Regions from separate parts of the Homo sapiens genome. Here regions 2, 3 and 4 are each linked to region 1. Evidence: chromatin loops called from intact Hi-C (ENCODE). Cell type or tissue: mammary epithelial cell. All regions are shown on one strand. Links, peaks and the distances in the headings refer to the core of each region. The heading gives the core; the rest is flanking DNA.

Region 1 (5,605 bases), core at 912-4,911:
CCTACCTCAGCCTCCCAAAGTGATGGGATTATGGGCGTGAACCACTGTGCCTGGCTACACTGGTATTTCTATGTGTGTGCTACCAGCAAAGACTAGACACAAGCTAATGTTTATAGGGGGCAAAAATCCATGTGTTATATGTATGCTTGCACTTCTATTTTCAGAAGATTCTATGGGAGAAAGTTCTTTAGTAAATCAGATCAAAATGTAAACAAAACCTAGTTTGCATGTTGGAAAATGTAAAATGGGAAATTAAAACATAATTGTGAAAGGCAGACAGACTTTTATTTACTTAGTACCATATTATAATCACAGTGATTTAGGCCACAGGCTTTACTTGAATAAAACAAAACCTTGGGATTATAAGTATAAATGTGAGTCCAATGCTTTAATTTGCTAATTATGCTTCCTGGTGATAGAGGGAGGCTTATCATCTGTGTGGGTGGGGTTTTATTATGTTATTTTATTGACATGAGAAGAAGAGGCTATAAAAATGGTGCAATATTCCCACTTAGTACACAGATTTTTTTAAGCCTGAAGTTAGTAATTATGAATAAAATTAAAATCCATTGCATATTAGTTGTAGAAAATAATATATAAACTTAATTACATCTTCTAGGTAGCAATTATTTATTCTATACTAGTCATCACTAGAGAAACAAAATACATAACAAAGAGGTATTTATGAAAAGGATAGAAGGAGAATTATAGGGCTGTAGAGCTGGGGTATAGTATCTTAAAGATGACATTGTTGTTGTTTTTTGGATAGGAAAATAGAGTCTGAGAGTGCTTAGGTAGCTTGTATAGGTCACACAATGAGCAGTGGCACAGCCCAGGGTAGAGAAGCCACGACTCCTTATTGCCCAGGCTGGCGAGTTCCTCAGTGAGTTGTTATTCAGTGCAGCAATTAGCTTGGGCAGACTCTGGACTGTAAAGCAGGAAGGGGCCTTGATAATAGCAATCGAGAGACCAAAAAGCCAACTCACAAGTCTTTCCTGAAGGAATAACAAAACATTTTTTTTCCTCAGTGTTTCGGTTTCCATGTCCTATGGCACTACATTAATATAATGTATTTAGGGAACTGAGAGGGTTTTCTTATGCAACATATCACAATAATGTCCGTCAGTCTCATGAATGAACTGTGAAAGGATCGCTGACCTCAGGACAGCTTGGCAGTAAGCACCATTAAGCAGCCAGACTTTATTCACACCAGCCTGGAGTAAAAATAAGGTTCTCTCCAAGTTAATGACCTTTTTGTGAATAAACGGAATCTCTGACAGTGATCCTCAGCACATCGTTTTCAAGACACGTGAACCACTTGTTTTTGAAATAGAGCGACATGCTGAAAGCCTCAGGGATAAATAGCACTTAAAACATAAAAACACGGCAATTCCTATTGAGCCATCCATCCCCATTGGCGTACCAGAGCCGGAACCATATGTGTGAATGGCCTACAACACGGGCATGGGGTTATGATGGATGAAATACTGAATGCGAGTGCCTCTGAAAAAAAAATCAAAGATGAGAATCCCAAGTCAATCATTGTCCTTCTAAGGAACCCGAACTTTAAAACCCCTACTACCGTTTTTTCTCTTTTCCATAAACACTGTATAATATTAGCTACCCTTTATTGAATAGCCTTCACTGTGGGCTGGATGATGTACCATGTGCACTACCCTAAATGGGTTTTGCAAAGACTCTCTGAAGAGTCCTTATTACCCCCATTTTACAGGTGAGGTTTGGAGAAGTTAAAACATTTGCTACTACATCATACAGCTCACGTATAAACCTAGGTTTGTTGGACAACAAAATCATCCTCTTTGTGACCAAATAATAGCAATAGCATTATTGCTATTATTATTATCTTCTAGGAATAATCCATTTAAAAATCAGACAAACAAGTGTTTTCCCTGACATTAGATCACCAGCTAAGTCAGTAGTGGAGGAACTGACGGACTTGGGAAACCTAATATCAATTCCAGACCTAATACACAGTTTAAAAATATTGAGAATCAGGCAGCAACCTTTATTCGGTCATTTGGATAAAAGTACTGTTATTTTATAATAAAATGTTTCTGTGCTTTTTTTATATCAGAAATATGCTTAATTATTTGGTCATTTCTGACTACCAGATGACATAGTGGCTCCTCAGCTGGTTAAGACTGATTTTCTCAAGTTTATAGCACTAGGGCTTAATTAATTTGCACATTCTGTACAGAATTTGGAGAAGAAAATTCTTAAAAGTTAATGGGCTAGTTTTATATTTAGTCAATATATCTTTAGTACAACTCTGGGCAACAACATTTCATGTTGTATAGCTTAGTGCAATAATAATAGTAAAAGAGAAGTTGTTGATGGCTATAACTAAGGTTTACATTCTGGCTTAAAGCTTTTGCTTTCTGTTTCTTTATATTAAGTCTGTTGTTAATGGATGGGAAGGATTTTGCAGGCCTGGATGAGGTTGGATGTTCAAGTAAGGACACCGGCAAAGCAGGTGACTAGAATCTGATTGAGAAGTTTGGTATTGGAGTCAGTCCTGAGTTCAGATTCTGAGTTTGCCACTTTTTAAAGCTATTTAACCTTTAACAATGTAACCCATCTGTGCTACAGTTTCCACATCTGTAAAATGGGAATCATAATACCTACATGATAAGATTGTGGCAAAAATTGAATGTCTCAGCTTGGCCCAAAGCAAGAGGGCAGTGAACGGTAGCCACTATCAGGAGGTGCTCATGTAAAAGACTTGGAATCTGGCTCCTCAAAGTGAGGACCTGCCCTGACCTGCTCCAGCTCCCGGAAAGGCAGAAAAGCCTGGCAAAGAGCCCACTGTTGTTCTTAGGCAGGCCTCCTCCCCTGCTTTGCACTGAGCTCATCACTCGGGCTGTACTCACCTGGGTCACAAGGAAATATGTAGATGGTAAGTCCCAGAGTCAAGTACAGGTATTTTCCATTTTCATAGCAACTTGTATTCTATTGGGTACACAGTGGTTGTGTGGTAAATATGTATTGATTTTATGTATAATGTGCAGGGCAGAGCTTCTTTCCCCTGGCTATGAGTTGAGAATGGTAATAGGTAGATGAGTCTGCATAATAAAAAATATGGGGCACGTGGAGAGGAAAAAAAGGAATGAGTCTTCCTAAGAGTGAGTATGAGAAATAAGATTTTCCTACAAACCCAACACTGTTATAAAAAGAACAAAAGTCAACCCAGTAAACATCTTATTACCTTAATGAACACTAATTTGATACTTGTGGAAATGCGCTTCAGATTGAGCTGTAGTGTACCGTGAGCCTCTTCAAGAGAACTATTCAAGAGAACTGTGCCGTTTTTGAGGCATTTTTATAGTAAAGCTGGGTTAATTGTGCATCATTTTTATTCATTTCTTTCTACTTGGCAACACCCAACTAAGATAATTTGAGTTAGTGGATGCAGGATATTGAGAACTTCTGAAGCTAGTTTTCTTTAAACTACTAAAAAAATTTATATTCACATAGTTTGGGGTCCTTCTGTCAAAAATGGACAGAGCCTAAAGCGTATTACTTTAACACACTACGTGTACAAGCAAAGCTACAAACACCTATGGAGTAAAGCTGGTCAACTGGGCTGAGGCCAGTCCATTTTTCAAGCTTTTATAAAGATTACTTCAGGTGACAATTTTTACTGAAAACTTGTTTTGTTTTGGTTAACAGTAGTGATAGATTTGTAGATAAACTGAAATTCAAATGCTTATTCATGCTTCAATAAAACCCCTTGATAGGTTACGAGTTTCTTCTTGAGAATAGATTTCCTTACTGTGAACTACTGAGTATTTCCTGTTTTAGGTCAGATTGTAACTACCGCGAAATGATCTATTAGAAAAATTTGGGTCCTTCTAGTGCCAGAGGAAAGAAATGCACAATTAAATACACTCAGATACAAAAAGCAACTGAAAGACAAAGGAGAAGAGAATAGAGAAGAGCCTTATGGTCCTGACATTTTATTTTTGAAGTGTAAGAAAATGACATTTGAGATTTTAATGTGGTTTTGTCTGAGCTCAATCTAAGATTTTACTTATTTCTACGTAACACGTCATCATTAGTTTCAGCTGACCTCATTGCCACATGCATAGCTGAGGGCTTGTGGAAAGAAATCACAGGGATTTCCAGAAAAGGTGACCTCACCACAGAAGCACAGGAGCAAGGAGACCGAGGAAGGCTTCAGGGCTGAGAAGTGAAGTTAATGGGATGAATTCCTGTAGAAAGCTGCAATGTGCTGTAAACAGGGCCAGACTTGCAGTGGCACCCAAGCAATGAACAAAGGCAAATGGGTTGGGAGACTGTGGTTGAGCCCTTTCCTCAGGCAAATCTCCTTTCTCAAGGCCTCAGTTTCCTTTTGACTCAATGTGGCAGTTGGACATAGCTGGATGTCTAAGTTTTCTTTCTCAATGCTGTGGTTCTGGGTGACCAGGTCAAGAGCAGACTCTATTTCTGTTACGCAAGATCAGAGCTCAGGGCCCTGCACCGTCACCTGCTGTGGCTATGAACCCTGTGTCTGCAAAGAAAAGAGATGGGTGGGGAAATTGCATAACTATGAGCAAAATTGCAGGTCAGGTCTCACCCCTGTTCAGGAAATGGAAGGGTTTCCTTTTATCTTCTTGCATAATGGTATTAGCTAAAGATGAATTTATTATAAATAATAAAACAGTCAACATCTATTGAGTGGTTATGATGGGCCAAGTGTGACACTAAGGATTTTTCATGCACTGTCTCATTTACTTCTCACAATAACCCTTTGAAGGAAGTGCTAGCATCATTCTCATTTTTATATACAGATAAAATTGGAGGCCCAGAGACAGAGAATAACCAGCCTCAGTTTCCTAGACCAATAATGGCAGAACTTGTATTCAGACCCAGTTTGACTGCAGAGCCTGGGCTATTTATTGATTTATTTTGAAGTAAGGGTTGCACTCTGTCACTGAGGTTGGAGTGCAGTGGCACCATCATGGCTCAGTGCAGCCCTGACCTCCTGGGCTCAAATGATCGTCCAGTCTCAACCTCCCATGTAGCTGGGGCCACAGACATGTGCCACCAAGCCAGGCTAATTTTTGTATTTTTTGTAGAGATGGGGTTTCGCTATGTTGCTTGGTCTCAAACTCCTGGTTTCAAGCGATCCTCCTGCCTTGGCCTCCCAAAGTGCCGAGATTACAGGTGTGAGCCACTGCGCCTGGCCTGTACCATCTTTTAAAGTCTCATGGCCCAACAGGATGCAAGTTAAATACATATTGATACAATCACCTGGTGCAATTTTATTTTTGGAAAAACAACGGATGCTTACAGGCAAATAGAAATGTTCACTGGGGTCAGGCATGGTGGCTCACGCCTGTAATGCCAGCACTTTGGGAGGCCGAGGCAGATGGATCACCCGAGGTCAGGAGTTTGAGACCAGCCTGGCCAACACGGTGAAACCCCATCTCTACCAAAAATACAAAAATTAGCCAGGAATGGTGGTGCGTGCCTGTAATCCCAGCTTCTCGGGAGGCTGAGGCAGGAGAATTGCTTGAACCTGGGAGGCGGAGGTTGCAGTGAGCCAAGATCACACCATTGCATTCCAGCCTGGGTGACAGAG
Region 2 (5,605 bases), core at 1,092-5,091, 150 kb after region 1:
CAGCCACATGTGTCTAGTAATTTGCTACATTGAATAGCACAAATATAAAAAGTGTCTATCTGTTAAAGAAAAAAATTATTCAATGACAATTTTAAAAGCATGATAAGGAAGACATTATGCAGGGTCATTGTCACGGGTAAAAGGACCATGGCAATGGGTCTTGCACTCAGAGAGAGATTGAGTTCAACTGTGAATACAGCATGAGTAAGTAGCGATTTATAGCCGAGAAACAGGGTGTGGGTCAGCGGATGGAAAATTACTAAAAGGCAACATCAGGGGTAAGGGGGATTCTGGCTAAGCCTAACTAAAAGGATTCTTGCTGAAGACAGCCGGTGTTATCAGATATTACCTGTGGCATCATGGAGGATGAGACACGTGATCAGATGTTGAGGGTGGGGAGGTCTTGCCAAACTGATTTGTTCATGCTCTTGCGAAAGCTGGATTTTACAAGGAAATGCACAGATAGGCCTAGGAGAAGGTTCAGGAGTCTAAGTTTGTTCAGCAAAGAATCTTTGTCACATCATCATAGAAAGTTTTATTCCACAGTGATACCTTAGGGCTTCCTTGGAGTTCTCTGCTGCATTGCTTTCATTTAGCCAGCAAGTGAGCAGACAGCCCTCCTGGTATGTTGAAGGACAGTAAGAAAGGGCTTTAGGATTTTTCTGCTTCTATATCATACTAGGCTCAGGGCCTAGTTATCAATAGATCAAAGGAGTATATTTTCTGACTATAGAAGATACAATATGATGTGAGTTCCTTAGGCTTGCTTTTTGATATTCTGCAAAATTATAGAATATGCTCTCTCTAGTTCTTGACATAGCCTGCTTTCGCGCCTATTTGCTGAAAAATGTTATTTGAATATCAGAAGCTGAATATTATTTTGTTTTTTCTCTTTGCTTTCCCTTTGTAACACTCTCCCCACCACTGGTGCAGGAGAAAGTCTCACTAAGCCTGGAGAGAAGGCACTTTAATATTTTTCACACTGTTATCCCTGTTAACACATCTTGCCTCAGTTGACAAATTTCTGCTTCTTTCACAGGGGTCAAACATCAGACTAAACGTGGAACAGTGTGCCTCAGACTAAGACTGCAATCATACAACGGAAATAAAATTGTTTTATTTAACCAATTAGTGACAAGGGAGCAATCAAGTTGTTTTCTTGGCACTGTGTATCCAATTCTATGACTATGATTTTCACCTTTGAAGAAGTTGCATTCTGTTTTCAGGAAGACAATCTTTGGTTGCCTTCCTCACATCATTTTCTGCCTTTTCAAAGTCATGACTAGCGAATATATTAGAAATTTTCTATATAAATCATAAATTTGCCTCTGAATATTATAACAATATTTTATTCATTTTCATACATCATTTGACTCTTCTGCCCTCATTATTTTGTTCTACTTTGATTGTATGTTTGGCCCAGAACACTGAGTGAAGGAGGCATGCAATTGCTGTTTTGAGGGTAACCAGCAGGCCAAAGTTAATTTACACTTGGTGGATTTCCAACTGCAGAGGAGTTGGTGAAATTGTCATTGGAGCTTTTATTTTGAAATATTATGCAGTTTTGTGCTACCACATGTTTAATAAGATTGAACTAACTGAGCACTTGCTACGTGCACAATAGAGAACTAAAAAAAAAAAAAAAAAGACCTGTCACATCACTATTTATTTCCTTCACGGCACTTATTGCATTATCTGATTCTCTTGTTTATTTACTTGTTTACTTACACATTGTCTGTCTTGCCCACTGGAAATGCAGACATTCTGCCCCTCTGTTTTTGTGGTTATAAATCCAGCACCTGGCACAGTGCCTACAACATAGAAAGGTTCAAAATATAGTTTGTTATCTGACAGAAAAAAAAGATGTTTATCTTCTCTGGTAAGAATGTTTTTCCTCTTTCAAATCTCCCATCTCATAAACTTTCCATTCCCAATCATCCTTTGGTTGGTTGAAGCAGCCATTTTCTCCTCTGATATCCCAGTGATGACTCTTAGTACTAGTCATTTGATGTATTATTATACACCAGTTTATAATGACTCTTTTATTCTCATTTAGTTTATGTTTCTCTTACATATCTCTGCACTGATACATGCAACAAGCATTTTGTGAAATGTCAAACACCTCTACAAGTATTGCTTATGATGACTGTTGTAAGCTCCTTGAGGTCAGTGGCGCTAGAATACAATTTCTCTTATTAAACCGTAGTGACTGATCCCTGTGTTATGTCGATGAATAATTAAAGTAGCAATGATTTTGTCTATATCTCTAGAGATGAGGACCAATCATAACCCCACCTCCAATTTGGAGATTATTCTCAACTGTATTTGCATCTTTATGTAAACCCCTCCTATTAGCTTCATCAAGAGGTTTTATCCCCTCCTCTTGGCTTTCAAACCAACATGAATTTTCAGCTGAATATAGGGCAGATTTGCTGTTCAGTGTCAACTTGCTTGAGGTGGGACTGGGAGCAATTCACTTGCTGAAGGAGACTACAGTGAAGTCTTCCAGAAACTCTGGGGAACTGGTCACATTCACAGGTCACAGGCTCTGACTCAGACGTGGCTTTGTCTAGGTTGTGGACTGCTGGAGTCTTTCCAGGAAGAGAACACCTTCCTTTTATCTTAAAACCATGCTGTGATTGCCCCAACATATTCCTGACTGCCCAAACCTTGTTAACTAGGCGAGCCAGATAGAATTTGAGTGCATGCTCATTAAGCATAGATGCTTGGATATACACATATACGTACAGCAAGGAGTCATGCCAGGAAAAGGTGCCAGACCCCAGTGCTGTGGAATTATACTGGATTTCTGTGGCAAAAGCATCATGGAAGACCCTTTTGCAAGGGAGTGGGCTTTGCCAGAGTTTTCATGCAGAGTCATAAGGATATTCCCTTTTAGCATTTGGCACCAGTTATTTTACACCAACTTGTGAAGCACAGTGCCAAGTTCTATTGCCTGGAATCTCCTTAAAGGTTTACTCAGATGTTGAAAGAAGCATCCAAAGTCATATTTTCTGTTGTTTATTCTTTTGCTTTTTTTTTCTCTTTGCAAATGAAAACCAGAGGTGTAAGTGTTCCATCCCAAAGGAGGAAGATTGTATCAAAAGCTATACCTCCTTCTGCTCACTCATACAACTCCCATGCACATCCCTTGGCTTTAATCACACAGCTTTCCACGCTGCTGACTATGCCAGGGCAACTCTGTTCTGCATGTCTGTATTGCTTCAGGGCACATTTCAGACCAGAACTGGATGGACTCACCTGGCTGGGTAATTTAGACATTTGTGGTTTGCAATGTTCCAGTGTGCTCCAAGCTATCCCAGCTTACTGGTTTCTTCCCAGGAAGTGGGAGAAGACTTTATCCATTTGTTTTCTGACAAGAGACATTATGGCCATAATTTAAGCAGTTTTCCAGAAGTTTGGCAGCAGAGGGTTACAATCTAGCAGGATTCGGTATTGCCTAAGCAAATTTGAATTTGTACTCTGGCTCACTCAGCCCATTTTAAACCCAGCAGCCTGGGGAGAATGAATCCTTATGAAATCAATGCGGTGGCTTCAGTTTCCTGTGGATGGCTTCCAGAAATGCTCCAGACATTGCTGAATGCTCTAGGTAGACTCTCAGTGCTTCGACCAAGGCACATTCAGACAAGCCTTTTTTGATTCACTACATATATTTCTGTTTAGAAGCGGCAAGGCTGAACTGATGACCCTGCAACGCGGTTTTGTTTCCCTCTCATTATCTATCTGGCTTCACAGGAAGTGAATGCTTGGCTGGTGAAGACAAAAAAGCTGTTCTCCAGCCTCATGCTTCATGGCTGGAACATAGCCAGTTTAGGCTTGTGAAGAGTCCATTAAAAACACACGGAGGCAGTTGAGGGATGGGATCTGTGTATGTACAGGTCTTTCAAACGTAGGCAGCCTATGTTTGGCTTATGGGGCTTGGAGGAGAGGCCTTCTTTGATGTGATTCTTGGATCACATATTGATTAAAAAAAAAACAACCAGAAGTCTAATACCCACTGTAATGCATCCAGCAGACAACCTCTTAGCATCTCTATAGAGACCTTTCCTCCTTTACTGGGTCACACTTAGGGCACATTTAGCTCTCAGATAACCTTAAATAACCCACAGTTCATTTCCTGTTGACTTCGTGTATCCTCTACTTCCTGAAAGGTTTTCTTCTTTTTTTTCAGTTGCCACTCATCGTTAATATGACATTCTCCAGGTCTTCTCCGCACTTCAGAATTCTCTTCTGGGCTTTTGAATGTTCTTGTTTTTTTGCTGAATTGTTTTTCCTGGGTTTTCATCTTCTCTTACCCTGTTCACAGTGGAGAGGGGACTACATTTCACCCCTGCTGTCTCAGAATGTTTCTCATGCTTAACATTCTATTTTCCTACTGACTTGGACAAATTGCATTATAACCTTTGATCTGGCACAGTTCAATCACATTTTGGCTGGAAATGTTTTACACATTAAAATGATGAAGGATGACTTTATTTGCCAGACAAAAGATGTTTAAAATGGAAAAAAAGAAAAAAAAAACTCAAAAAGGTCTTTCTGGAGCTACTGTATGAAAAAGACTCTTGAATATGTAAAAGCTTTTGGAACACAGAAGGGAGTCAGTTGCTTCACTTTAGAGTCAGTTTAGCAAAGGACGGATTTGTGGTGACTTGTCACGGCCTTGAGATTTTTGAAAGCAGGTCTCTCCAGAAAGCCTGTCCTTAAAGACAGAGTGGCTTCTTTCCCCTTTGGCTAAGACTGACTGCCAAATTTCACCAGGTTGCATACCCAATGGTGGAAAGTGCCAGCTTCTTGGCTTTGCATAGGCAAATTCCTACCTCCCTATTTTCTCTCCAGTCAATGCAGCAGTCTGTTTATGCTGTGCAGACGGATACCCACCAGACAGGGTTTTCTGAACCTACTAGTCTATTTAGGATCCAGTTTTTTTTTTTTTTTACAGTGCTGCAGCCTAATTAAGCTTGGCGATATCATTAAACTTCTATTCAATTCGATTACATTTTAGTTCAAATGTTATTGATGCCATCCACATGCCAGGACTGTGTTAGGCATTGGGGTGGGTGGCGAGAAATGGTCCATACCCTCACGAAACTTAGCGCCTAGCTTAATTTTCTCATATTTATCAATTTGATCCTGACGAACTAGGACACCAATATATAATGCTAAAGACTAGATTTCTTCCATCCATACTAGTTGAGTTGTATAACATGAGTGTCTTAAAAACAAATTCAGGGCCATCTATTTTGCAATTGGATATGTAAAATAATTTGTACTATGGCTATTGTGGGAAATAGGATTCAATTAATGACTTGTGGGAACACTTTGCCAATAATCATGTATGAGAGACTTTTCCCCAACTGGTGGAAGCAGAGGGGAGGGAGGAAGTGAGCTGATGACAGAATGTAAAAGCAGAGAGTACATTGAAAAACCCACTTCATATAATTAGTATAAAGTAAGGTAGAAGCAAAATAAAACAAAAAGTGCTATTCATTTTGGTCCCAGAAACCATTGTTGGTGAGGGCTATTAAGTAAGCATCCAACTTACTTCCTCTAGCTCGACTTCCAGAATGTAGTGATATTGGAAACT
Region 3 (5,605 bases), core at 646-4,645, 150 kb before region 1:
GTTTGATGGGAGGTGGAAGAGCTCTTTAGGTGGTAGGTGAAGTGACTCTGCCAACTGACAGAGCCACCTCTGTTTGACAATGTCTATGTGAGCCAGGTCCTAAAAATAGGAAGCACTCAATGAGCATTTTTTAGATCAGCTTTTCCCAAAGTCTATTTCATGGAATACTCTCATTAAATGCTGCAAACAAGAAGGGTTCTATGGTCAGATAAGTCTGGGAGACACTTTAACTTCCTCTTGGAGATTCGCAAAGTACAAAGGTGTTAAAGGCTCTAAGAAATCATACAACAAAACAAACAAATTTGTCTGGCTCAGTGTTGCCCAAGCATAGTGAGTGTATCCCTTTAAAAAACATATAACTCTTCTTTTTGTAACTCAATTGTAATACCCCAGAATTAGTATTCTAGGGAACACACCAAGGGAGCCACCATCCTAGATAGTATCATAGACCAGAAGTTACCATTCCTCACCCAAGGCCCCTTTTGTTGTATTCCCCCACAACCTTTCTTATTGTTTTTGAGATGAAGTCTTGCTCTGTCGCCCAGACTGGAATGCAGTGGTGTGGTCTCGGCTCACTGCAACCTCCACCTCCTGGGTTCAAGCAATTTTCCTGCCTCAGCCTCCCCAGTAGCTAGGATTACAGGCGCATGCCACCACGCCTGGTTAATTTTTGTATTTTTAATAGAGACGGGGTTTCACCATGTTGGCCAGGTTGGTCTCGAATTCCTGACCTCGTGATCTGGCCCCCCTCGGCCTCCCAAAGTGCTGGGATTACAGGCATGAGCCACTGTACCCAGCCTGTTCTCCCCTTTTTTCTCATGTTTTGAACATCTTTTCCTAGCAAATAGAAACATATTTATCTCATTCACAGAGATATGTAAACATAGCAATGGATAGGCAATATTCACTGCCACAGGTTCCTTAATTTCAGCTGTTCACCCCTGTGCTTCCCTGCAGGTCAATTCTACTATGGGTATTGTTTGGATATTACCACCTGATAACAGTCTGATCCACAAGTTTCACCAGAGCAATGCCAGGGGTATCATCAACAGCCAATTAGAACTTGGGCAACATGAGCTAGTCAGCTGGAAGACTGAATTGATCTAATTTTAGCACAAAGCAAAGAAATATGATGTTACGGTTAACTTGTGTAAATAGATATATGGTGCAAGTACAATTGTCGTTAGAGTTTTTTTGTTTGTTTGTTTGTTTTTGAGATGGAGTCTTGCTTTGTCGCCCAGGCTGGAGTGCAATGGCGCGATCTCGGCTCACTGCAACCTCCACCTCCAGGGTTCAAGCAGTTCTCTGTCTCAGCCTCCCGAGTAGCTGGGATTACAGGTGACTGCCACCACGGCCAGCTAATTTTTTGTATTTTTAGTAGAGACGGGGTTTCACCATGTCAGCCAGGCTGGTCTTGAACTACTGACCTTGTGATCCACCCACCTCGGCCTCCCAAAGTGCCAGGATTACAGGCGTGAGCCACTGCGGCCAGCTAGAGATTTTAAAATGCTAAAAATAACCCTAGAATGTCTTGCCCACTTCACAGATCCCTCAGAGTCCAGGCATTAGGGGTGGGAAAGTGCCACAGTAGGCTATTCTACAAATGGTATTCTTGTGCCTATATAACATGCATTGATTCTGTAGTCAAGTTTCTATTAATCTAAAGGAGACTGGGTAACTCTCAAGATTTCAAAAAAAGTGATATTACAGAAAGTATGAAAAAGTAAGAAAATTATAAAGCATGGCAAACCCTTTGGTCTTTAAGCAGAAATTTTTATTTTCAGTCAGTTGAATGTAAGGGCTTCAGAAGGATCGTCGATGAATCATGTTGTATAGGTGACAAAGCAATCCTGCGTTCATTATCTCACTTCCTTCTCCCAGGAATCAGGTGATGTCTCATTAGTACACAATCTGAGCACTGAAGAGCGTCACATTCTATAATTTTTAGGAACTTTTTGTTGTAGATGTTAGAAACCCAACATAAACTACCTTATGTAAGAAGGGCAACTGATTGGAAGGATTCTAGTATTTTCTTTTTTTTTTCTCTTTGAGACGGAGTTTCGCTCTTGTTGCCCAGGCTGGAGTGCAATGGCGCTATCTTGGCTCACTGCAACCTCCGCCTCCCGGATTCAAGCGATTCTCCTGCCTCAGCCTCCCTAGTACCTGGGATTACAGGCGCCTGCCACCACGTCCAGCTAATTTTGTATTTTTACTAGAGATGGGGTTTCTCCATGTTGGTCAGGCTGGTCTGGAACTACTGACCTCAGGTGATCTGCCCGCCTTGGCCTCCCAAAGTGCTGGGATTACAGGCACGAGCCATGGCACCCAACCGATTCCAGTATTTTCTTTTGATCTGTTTTTTGTTTTTTAAATAGAATTCTAGGAATAATTGAATAATCAAGACACAGGAAGAGCAGAGATGCAGCTGGGTTCTGAATGCTGAAAGCCAGACACTAGAAGGTTGTCAGGATTCTTCTCATCTCATGTTCCCCTCTGAATGTTGGCTTCACTCTCTCATTTCAGAGTGGCTTTCTTCTCTTAGTGGAGGACATGCTTGCCAGGAGCATGTGAGTTCATATCTATTAATAAATGTGGAGCCAGTGAAGAGAGATTAGTTCAGCTTGCTCGTCATCCCTAGGCTATGAGCCACAAAGCAGGACTGTGGCCCAGCTTAAGTCCAGTGCTAACCTGTGGGTGAATGAACAATGACCGGGGAACAGGGCCCTAAGGTATGTGTAAAGTGACTCCTGTGGTAAAAATGTACCTGAGTGGGAGTTGTGAGAGTCGGGGTGGGGAAGAAATACATTCTTAGAAAAGACGTGTTAGGCAGGTAATTCTATAGGTATGCACTCCATATTTATGCATTCTGGATGGACATATTGTGCATATATTATGGAGGCCTGTCAGCAGAACCCCAAGTCCATGCTAGCTGAATTTATGCTCAACTATATGAGGAGAGTAATTACTTTGTTTTTTCTTTCTTTGAGATGGGGTCTCACTCTGTCACCCAGGCTGGAGTACAATGGCTCAATCTCAGCTCACTGCAACCTCCACCTCTGGGGTTCAAGTGATTTTCCTGCCTCAGCCTCCAAAGTAGCTGGGATTACAGGCATGAGCCACCATGCCCGGCTAATTTTTTGTGTTTAGTAGAGACGGGGTTTCACCATGTTGGCCAGGCTGGTCTCGAACTCCTGACCTCAGGTGATCCACTCACCTCGGCCTCCCAAAGTACTGGCATTACAGGCGTGAGCCACTGTGCACGGCTACATATTAATGGAAACTCCACAGGTCAGTACCTCCAAATCTTCCCCATCTCACATCAAGAATGGCACAGGTTTGTTCTTCAGCTCCTTTTTTAAGGGTAAGACTGGTTAGAAAAGGTCTATAAGGAAATAACTCATGACCTGGAGGAAGAGGAGACATTGTTGTGCCTGGACTATTTCCTTATAAGACAATTGACAATGAGATAAGGATGAGGGCTTGGGCTGGACTTCAAACTCCCACGACCTAGCCGGTTACCTTCCCAGGAAGGTGTATCTGCAGATGTCTCAACTCCTCCTCCAGGAGGGAGGGAGAGTAAATAAAGGTGTGGGAAAGAAAAGCAACAACTCTAGGAATTAAAAGGAGGAATTAGTTGGTAGGAATTGTTTGGTTCCCAGGTAGGTGTTGGGTGTAGCCAGGCCTCCACACCTACACATTAACACACTGATAGGCAACTATAGAACCAGATATCACTTCTTTAGGAATTTGGTGACTTGGGCTGTTTCAATTTTCTCTAATCATGTCCTTTTACTTTTTTTTTTTTTTCTGAGATGGAGTTTTGCTCTTGTTGCCCAGGCTGGTGTGCAATGGCACGATCTTAGCTCACTGCAACCTCTGCCTCCCGGGTTCAAGCGATTCCCCTGCCTCAGCCTCCTGAGTAGCTGGGATTACAGGCATGCACCACCACGCTTGGCTAATTTTGTACTTTTAGTAGAGACAGGGTTTCTCTGTGTTGGTCAGGCTGGTCTCAAACTCCCTACCTCAGTTTATCCATCAGCCTCGGCCTCCCAAAGTGCTGGGATTACAGGTGTGAGCCACCACGCCCGGCCAGAGCATTTTTAAGCTCACAGCAAAATTGAGAGAAAGGTACAGAGATTTTCCATATACTCCCTTCCCATACACATGCATAGCCTCGTCCATTATCAACATCCCCTACCATAGTGGAACAGTAGTTCCCGTCGACGGACCTGCATTGACACACTGTTGTTACCCAAAGTTCACAGTTGCATATGAGGGTGTTGTACATTCTATGGGATTGGAGAAATGCATGACATGCCTTGAATTATTGAACATTATTGAATTATACAGATTATTTTCACTGCCCTAAAAATTCTCTGTGCTATGCCTGTTTATCCTCCCCCTAATCCCCAAGACCTGACAACCACTAACCTTTTTATTGTCTCCATAGTTTTGCCTTTCTCAGAATGTCATATAGTTGGAATCATACAATACATAGCCTTTTCAGATGGTGTTTTTCACTTAGTAATATGCATTTAAGTTTCCTCCATATCTTCTCATGCTTGATAGCTCATTTCTGGTTAGAGCTACTTAATGTTCCATTGTCTAGATGTACCAGAGTTTGTTTATCTATTCACCTACTGAAAGACATCTTGGCAGGGCTTAGTGGCTCACACCTGTAATCCCAGCACTTTGGGAGGCCAAGGCAGGCAGATCACCATAGGTCAGGAGTTCGAGACCAGCCTGGCCAAGATGGTGATGCTACTTGGGAGTCTGAGGCAGGAGAATCGCTTGAACCTGGGAGGCAGAGGTTGCAGTGAGCCAAGTTCTTGTGTGGACATAAATTTTCAGTTCATTTGGGTAACTACCAAAGAGCATGACAGCTGGAGTGTATGGTAAGAATATGTTTAGTTTTGTTGGAAACTGCAAACTGTCTTCCAAAGTGGCTGTACCAATTTGCATTTCCACCAGCAGTGAATGAGAGTCCTCTTGCTCCACATCCTTGGCAGTATTTGGTGTTTTCAGCCTTCCAGGTTTTGTTCATTGTAATAAGTGCGTATCTCATTGTTGTTTTAATTTGTATTTCCCTGATGACATATGATGTGGAGCATCTTTCATATGCTTATTTTCCTGTAAATCTTCTTCCTTTTTAAATGTATATTTTTAAAATTGTCATTTTATAGCTCCCCACTGCAGCTGCCCCCAACCCTTCCCTTCGCTGACCACTTTTGCAGGCTTCATGGGGGACCAGGGAACAAGGCTGGAGCCTGGCAGCCTTACTACGCTACCAGCCAGGGAGAACAAGTAGCAATTAGAAATTATTACAACAATTAGTGCCCGTACTTGGGGGCTCTGCAAAGTGAGGAGGCCCCAGCTCCTCATTGTACAGGGGTCTATTTGGCAGTGACCTTGTTCTGGACACGGTGATATTCCTTCAGCCTGAGGGAATTGATGTTGATGAACCCGGTGGCATCGATTGGCTCCTAATGGTCCTGCACATTCATGTTCACCAGCTCCTCATTGTAGAGAGACAGTGGGGAGTCCTAGCGGAGGATGTACACCTGGCCCTTGAGGACAGACACCTGCACTTTCCCTTCCACTCATT
Region 4 (5,605 bases), core at 539-4,538, 270 kb before region 1:
GTCCAGAAAAAACCTCTCAGAGATTCAACATAACGTGTTAAGGATGAAGCAACTGAAATCCAGAAACAAATATCTTAAGTCACAAAAGGCTTATTCTACATGGCAACCCATTTACTTATTTTGGTGACCTAATGAAGCATTAAAATAATAAGTTATTCAGGCCAGGCGCGGTGGCTCATGCCTGTAATCCTAGCACTTTGGGAGGCCGAGGCGTGCGGATCTCGAGGTCAGGAGATCGAGACCATCCTGACTAACACGGTGAAACCCCATCTCTACTAAAAATACAAAAATTAGCCGGGCGTGGTGGTGGGCGCCTGTAGTCCCAGCTACTCAGGAGGCTGAGGCAGGAGAATGGCGGGTGAACCCAGGAGACAGAGCTTGCAGTGAGCCCACATAGCGCCACTGCACTCCAGCCTGGGCAACAGAGCGAGACTCTGTCTCTAAAAAAAAAAAAAAATTAATTAAAATAAACAAATAAATAAATTTGCAGCACTGATATCTGGGGGAAAATTTAAAAAGTAAAATAAATAAAAATCAATAAAATAATAAGTTGTTCAGAATATGTAACTTGTTAATTTTCTTGTTTTTTGTTTTTGAGATGGAGTCTGGCTCTGTCGCCCAGGCTGGAATGCAGTGGTGCGATCTCGGCTCACTGCAACACCTCCGCCCCCTGGGCTCAAGCGATTCTCCTGCCTCAGCCTCCCGAGTAGCTGCGATTACAGGCTTGCGCCACCATGCCTGGCTAATTTTTGTATTTTTAATAGAGACGGAATTTCACCATGTTGGCCAGGCTGGTCTCGAACTCCTGACCTCAGATGATCCACCCACCTCGGCCTCCCAAAGTACTGGGAATACATGTGTGAGCCACTGGTTAATTTTCTTAAATGCTAATATTATTTAAATGTTTGATTATGGCTGGGCAAGCTGGCTCACACCTGTAATCCCAGCACTTTGGGAGGCCAAGGCAGGTGAATCACCTGAGGTCAGGAGTTCGAGACCAGCCCGGCCAACATGGAGAAACCCTCATCTCTATTAAAAACACAAAAAATTAGCCAGGCGTGATGGCGCATGCCTGTAATCCCACCTATTCAGGAGGCTGAGGCAGCAAAGTCACTTGAACACGGGAGGCAGAGGTTGCAGTGAGCCAAGATTGCGCCACTGCACTCCAGCCTGGGCAGAAGAAAAACTCTGTCTCAAAAAAGAAATTTAAAAATTAGCTGGCTATGGTGGGGCACGTCTGTAGTCCCAGCTACTGACGAGGCTGAGGTGGGAGGATTCCTTGAGCCCAGGAGGTCAAGGCTGCAGGAGGCAGTGATCGCACCACTTTACTCCAGCTTGGGCAACAAAGGGAAGCCATCTCAATTTTTTGAAAAAGGAAAATAGCAGGGCTGTTGACAGAGATTACTGGTAGCATCCAAATGGGTCTGGTTCCGGTTGCTCCTAAATCCCAGCTGACTCAATGCTCTTCCCAATCAATCAGTCCACTTTTGGATTCCATATGCCAATGCCAATGAATACCCTTTTTAACTTAAGCCAAAAGTTTGCATGAAGTTTCTATCATATAACTAAAGGAGTTCTGACCCATGCACTTTGGGAGTCCAAAGCAGGCGGATCACGAGGTCAGGAGTCCGAGACCAGCCTGACCAACACGGTGAAACCCCATCTCTACTAAAAATACAAAAATTAACCGGGTGTGGTGGCGTGCGCCCGTTATCCCAGCTACTCAGGAGGCTGAAGAAGGAGAATCACTCGAACCCAGGAGGCAGAGGTTGCAGTGAACCGAGATTGCGCCACTGCACTCCAGCCTAGGCGACAGAGCAAGACTCCATCTCAAAAAAAATAAAAATAAAAATAAAACATTAACTTCTCATTTATGATTATCATCAGTACAAAGCACATTTTCAGATTGGTCCATCAATTATCCATTTACCCGTTTTTTCTATTATTTGACTCGATTGCCATCTTTAAGTATGGCACTCACATATGTCCCTGGGCTTCCAAATTTCAACATTTAGTAAAACCTCTTCTGACCCTCCCCTAAATGCTAACCTTTTAATAAATTATTTCCAGTACTCTAATTATAAGGATGAACCAATTTAAGACTACCAGCTAATCATGAAAACATACCTAAGACAACAATCCACTCAACTATTTATTACGAACCTGCTAGGTCCTGTTCTAGGTAGCTGCAGACAGAATGACACATAAAATAGAGCCCCTCCCTGTTCTCATGCAGTTTAAATTCTGGAGGGACGTTTAAAAAAAAAAACAATGATCAAAGTTACTTCAGAGAGACAAAACTGCAACGTGGAGAATAAGGGTCTGATGGCTGAAAACTGCCGCGGGTGGGCAGTAATTTCAGTGTAACCTCTCTGAGGTGTTGGCATTGGAACTGAGAGGGAATGACATAAAAGAATCAGCTATATAACAATCTCAGGGCAGAGTATGAGGCAAAGAACAAAGTAATTAAGACGCTGAGACAGGAATAAGCTTGTTCAGTGGGTGTGGAGCTGGAATGGCTGGGCACGGTGAACAAGGTGAAACAAGATAAGGTTTGTGAGGTGGCCAGGGGCCAGATCGCACAGCAGAGTTTGGGGAGGAGGGACCCTCATAGGCTAAGATGTTTGAACTTTATACTGAGTGTGATCAAAAACCCTTAAAGGAAGGGGAAAGAGAAGAAAATGACATTTACTGGGCATCTAATATAGTACCAGATTTTAAAAATAAGTATAAATGTTTCTTCTGTGCACTCTATAAAACAATATAAGCATTCCCGGAAAACTTGACTTTACACAGTCACATGCTAAAAGTAACAAGCACTTTATGAGAAAAAAAAAGGAAGACCATCCCTATGCCACTTTGTAACCAAAATATTAACAAAGGCAATGTGAATAAAAATACAAATAAAAATGTTTAATATTAAGTTCCTAATAAAGATACAACTTTCAGGTGAAGGAAGCACACTAAGCAGGTAATTCCAGCACTTTGGGATGCCCAGGCAGGCGGATCACCTGAGGTCAGGAGTTCGAGACCAGCTTGACCAACATGGAGAAGCCCTAATTATACAGGAATCCAGCGATCTATTGGAAAAATAAAGGAGATGGGACCATATTTTAAGACAAGTTGTGGAAAAGGTTCCAGGATCAAACTGGGTAGGGTATAAATATTCTTCACCCATGGAACTGCTGTGGTTTCTTTTCTTTTATAACCTGATTATCAGTCAGGCGCAGTGGTTCACGCCTGTAACCCCAGCACTTTGGGAGGCCGAGGCTGGTGGATCACCTGAGATCAGGAGATCGAGACCATCCTGGCTAACACGGTGAAACCCCGTTCTACTAAAAATACAAAAATTAGCCGGGTGTGGTGGCGGGTGCCTGTAATCCCACCTACTCGGGAGGCGGAGGCAAGAGAATTGCTTGAAGCCGGGAGGTGGCAATTGCAGTGAGCCAAGATCACGCCATTGCACTCCAGCCTGGGCAACAAGAGCGAAACTACGTCTCAAAAAAAAAAAAAAAAAAAAAAAAGATACTTGGGGCTGTGAAGAGATGGGGGAGAATCGCACAACAACCCCCTCCAAAAACTTCAAAGACTAAAAACATGGCCAAACTAGGCCAACAGGAAGAATTCACAAGTGGCCACCATGGCTTGTTTCATTCAGCTCTTAGTGTACTTTGAGCTCGACTATTGTTACCTGATGCAAAACATGAATATGCTGGGGAAAATCACGTATGAACCAGAGCAATCTCCTTGTTGTACTGACATAATTCTCGTATTTACCAATTACATATGAGCCTATTCCGGATACAGACACACGCTGGAGCACAACCAAGTATTCTTTTAACTTACGGTATCTGTTTTATTCTAACTAAATTCTTAAGAGATAAGTCATGGCATTTTGCAAATATGGGAACTGAAGCTCAAGAGAGGCAGGTAAAATGTATCCAAAGTTTCTCCCAGGAGTGAAGCTAAAGGTTGCAGAAGTTATTCCTAAACCCAACCTCAAAGTTGCAACTACTCTTGGGAGGGCTTCAAACCAAGACCTTTAAATTCTACCATGTGCATTCACCATATTTATCAAAGACCATTAGCATGCTGTTATGGTTCCTGTCATTACCAGTTCTCACTTGTAACAAGTCACTTCTATGTTGATTTGTCAGAACAAAGGAGCCAACCAACCGATATATCTACTAGCAAAATACACATGAATCATCTGGAAGAAAACGCAAGAAAGGCAAATGAGGCTAGATAAAATGAGGCAGCTAGATTCACCAGCATATCTGACACAAAAAAGGGAACAAACCAAGTAGAGAAGCAACAAATTAAAAAACATACCCACTACAGGCTGGGTGCAGTCGCTCATGCCTGTAATCCCAGCACTTTGGGAGGCCAAGGCAGGCAATCATGAGGTCAGGAGATCGAGACCATCCTGGCCAACATGGTGAAACCCTATCTCTACTAAAATACAAAAAATTAGCCAGGCATGGTGGCACGTGCCTGTAATCCCAGCTACTTGGGAGGCTGGGGCAGGAGAATTGCCTGAATCCGGGAGGCGTGGGTTGCAGTGAGCTGAGATCGTGTCACTGCACTCCAGCCTGGTGACGGAGCAAGACTCCGTCTCAAAAAAAAAAAAAAAAAAAAAAGCATACCCACTACAAGAAACAGAGCCCAGAGATACAAAAGATTAAAGTACCTACTTTAATCTACAGACAAGTAAACAAAGGGTAAAAAAGGGAAAAGCCCATAAATACGTTCATTCCCCCCCCCCCCATTTAATAGTACCTTGTCTGTTTTAACAACATTCAGAGGAAAACAAAAATGTTACTCATTTAAATATTACTCTCCTTGGAGTTTTTTTAATCTGCTGACGACTTTTTTAAACTTTTATTTTTAAATATTTTTTAGAATATCACTAAAATACTGTTGCAATCATTTTAAGTTCAAAGTTTTAAAACCGAAAATCCTATATTCTCTGACAGTAAATTCTGGTTTCTAGAAAGTAGCTCAAAAACAAATGCGTCATCCTCTACTTTGGAAGGTTCCAAATGATAACAGAATCAAATCTACCAAGACCCCTCATCCCAACCAAATGTCTCTAAATACCAAGATCTCAGATTACCCTGGAATTTTTTTTTTTTTGAGACGGAGATTTGCTCTTGTCACCCAGGCTGGAGTGCAATGACATGATCTCAGCTCCCTGCAACCTCTGCCTCCTGGGTTCAAGGGATTCTCCTGCCTCAGCCTCTGGAGTAGCTACGATTACAGGCCACCACGCCCTGCTAGTTTTTTGTATTTTTAGTAAAGACGGGGGTTTCACCATGTTGGTCAGGCTGGTCTTGAACTCCTGACCTCAGGTGATCCACCCACCTCGGCCTACCACCAAGTACTAGGATTAGAGGCGTGACCCATGGCACTGGACCCCAGACCCGCTATCCTGGATATTTTCATCAGTGAGCTAGAAGTAGAGGATGTTGCCTCAGCTCACTCTGACAACTCGGTGTTGCCATCACCTACTCCCATTTCTTCCAACTCTGAACCTCCTCTATTCTCCAACTCTGTCTTGTCGCAACTCATTGTCATTAAATGAAAATCTGAACTGGCGCAGGTG

The links. A loop is a pair of places that touch in the nucleus more often than their neighbours do. Peaks named below come from ENCODE experiments on the same cell type or tissue, not always from the same donor. Only the 100,000 strongest peaks of a DNase experiment are listed, where the experiment ranks them.
Region 2: it touches region 1 in a loop (10-fold over the local background); 7 of 110 quality-filtered maps call a loop at or near these places.
Region 3: a loop joins it to region 1, with 4 times the contacts of the local background. A loop is called at or near these places in 2 of 110 quality-filtered maps.
Region 4: a loop joins it to region 1, with 3 times the contacts of the local background. A loop is called at or near these places in 2 of 110 quality-filtered maps.

The regions. Positions count from the first base shown.
Region 1 is chr3:177,445,345-177,450,949 of GRCh38, forward strand. The region is part of intron 1 of LINC00578 (long intergenic non-protein coding RNA 578); the gene reads left to right. Among named protein-coding and RNA genes, the nearest start is that of LINC00578, 6.2 kb to the left of the region's middle. In mammary epithelial cell, for the core only: a CTCF peak has its summit at 2,731; DNase peaks (open chromatin) are centred at 2,837 and 4,287; H3K27ac peaks cover 2,857 bases.
Region 2 is chr3:177,593,891-177,599,495 of GRCh38, forward strand. All of the region lies in intron 2 of LINC00578 (long intergenic non-protein coding RNA 578), which reads left to right. Among named protein-coding and RNA genes, the nearest start is that of LINC00578, 150 kb to the left of the region's middle. In mammary epithelial cell, for the core only: no CTCF peak of the experiment used is centred there; DNase peaks (open chromatin) are centred at 2,131, 2,571, 3,241 and 3,741; H3K27ac peaks cover 3,465 bases.
Region 3 is chr3:177,291,769-177,297,373 of GRCh38, forward strand. It overlaps LINC00501 (long intergenic non-protein coding RNA 501), which reads left to right and starts at 2,674. Exons shown (of 2, transcript NR_047465.1): 1 at 2,674-2,729. It also overlaps the pseudogene ASS1P7. RefSeq lists an enhancer at 1,904-3,103. In mammary epithelial cell, for the core only: no CTCF peak of the experiment used is centred there; DNase peaks (open chromatin) are centred at 2,693 and 3,533; H3K27ac peaks cover 2,609 bases.
Region 4 is chr3:177,175,618-177,181,222 of GRCh38, forward strand. The region is part of intron 1 of TBL1XR1 (TBL1X/Y related 1); the gene reads right to left. Among named protein-coding and RNA genes, the nearest start is that of TBL1XR1, 19 kb to the right of the region's middle. In mammary epithelial cell, for the core only: no CTCF peak of the experiment used is centred there; DNase peaks (open chromatin) are centred at 2,324 and 2,444; H3K4me3 peaks cover 213 bases; H3K27ac peaks cover 1,625 bases.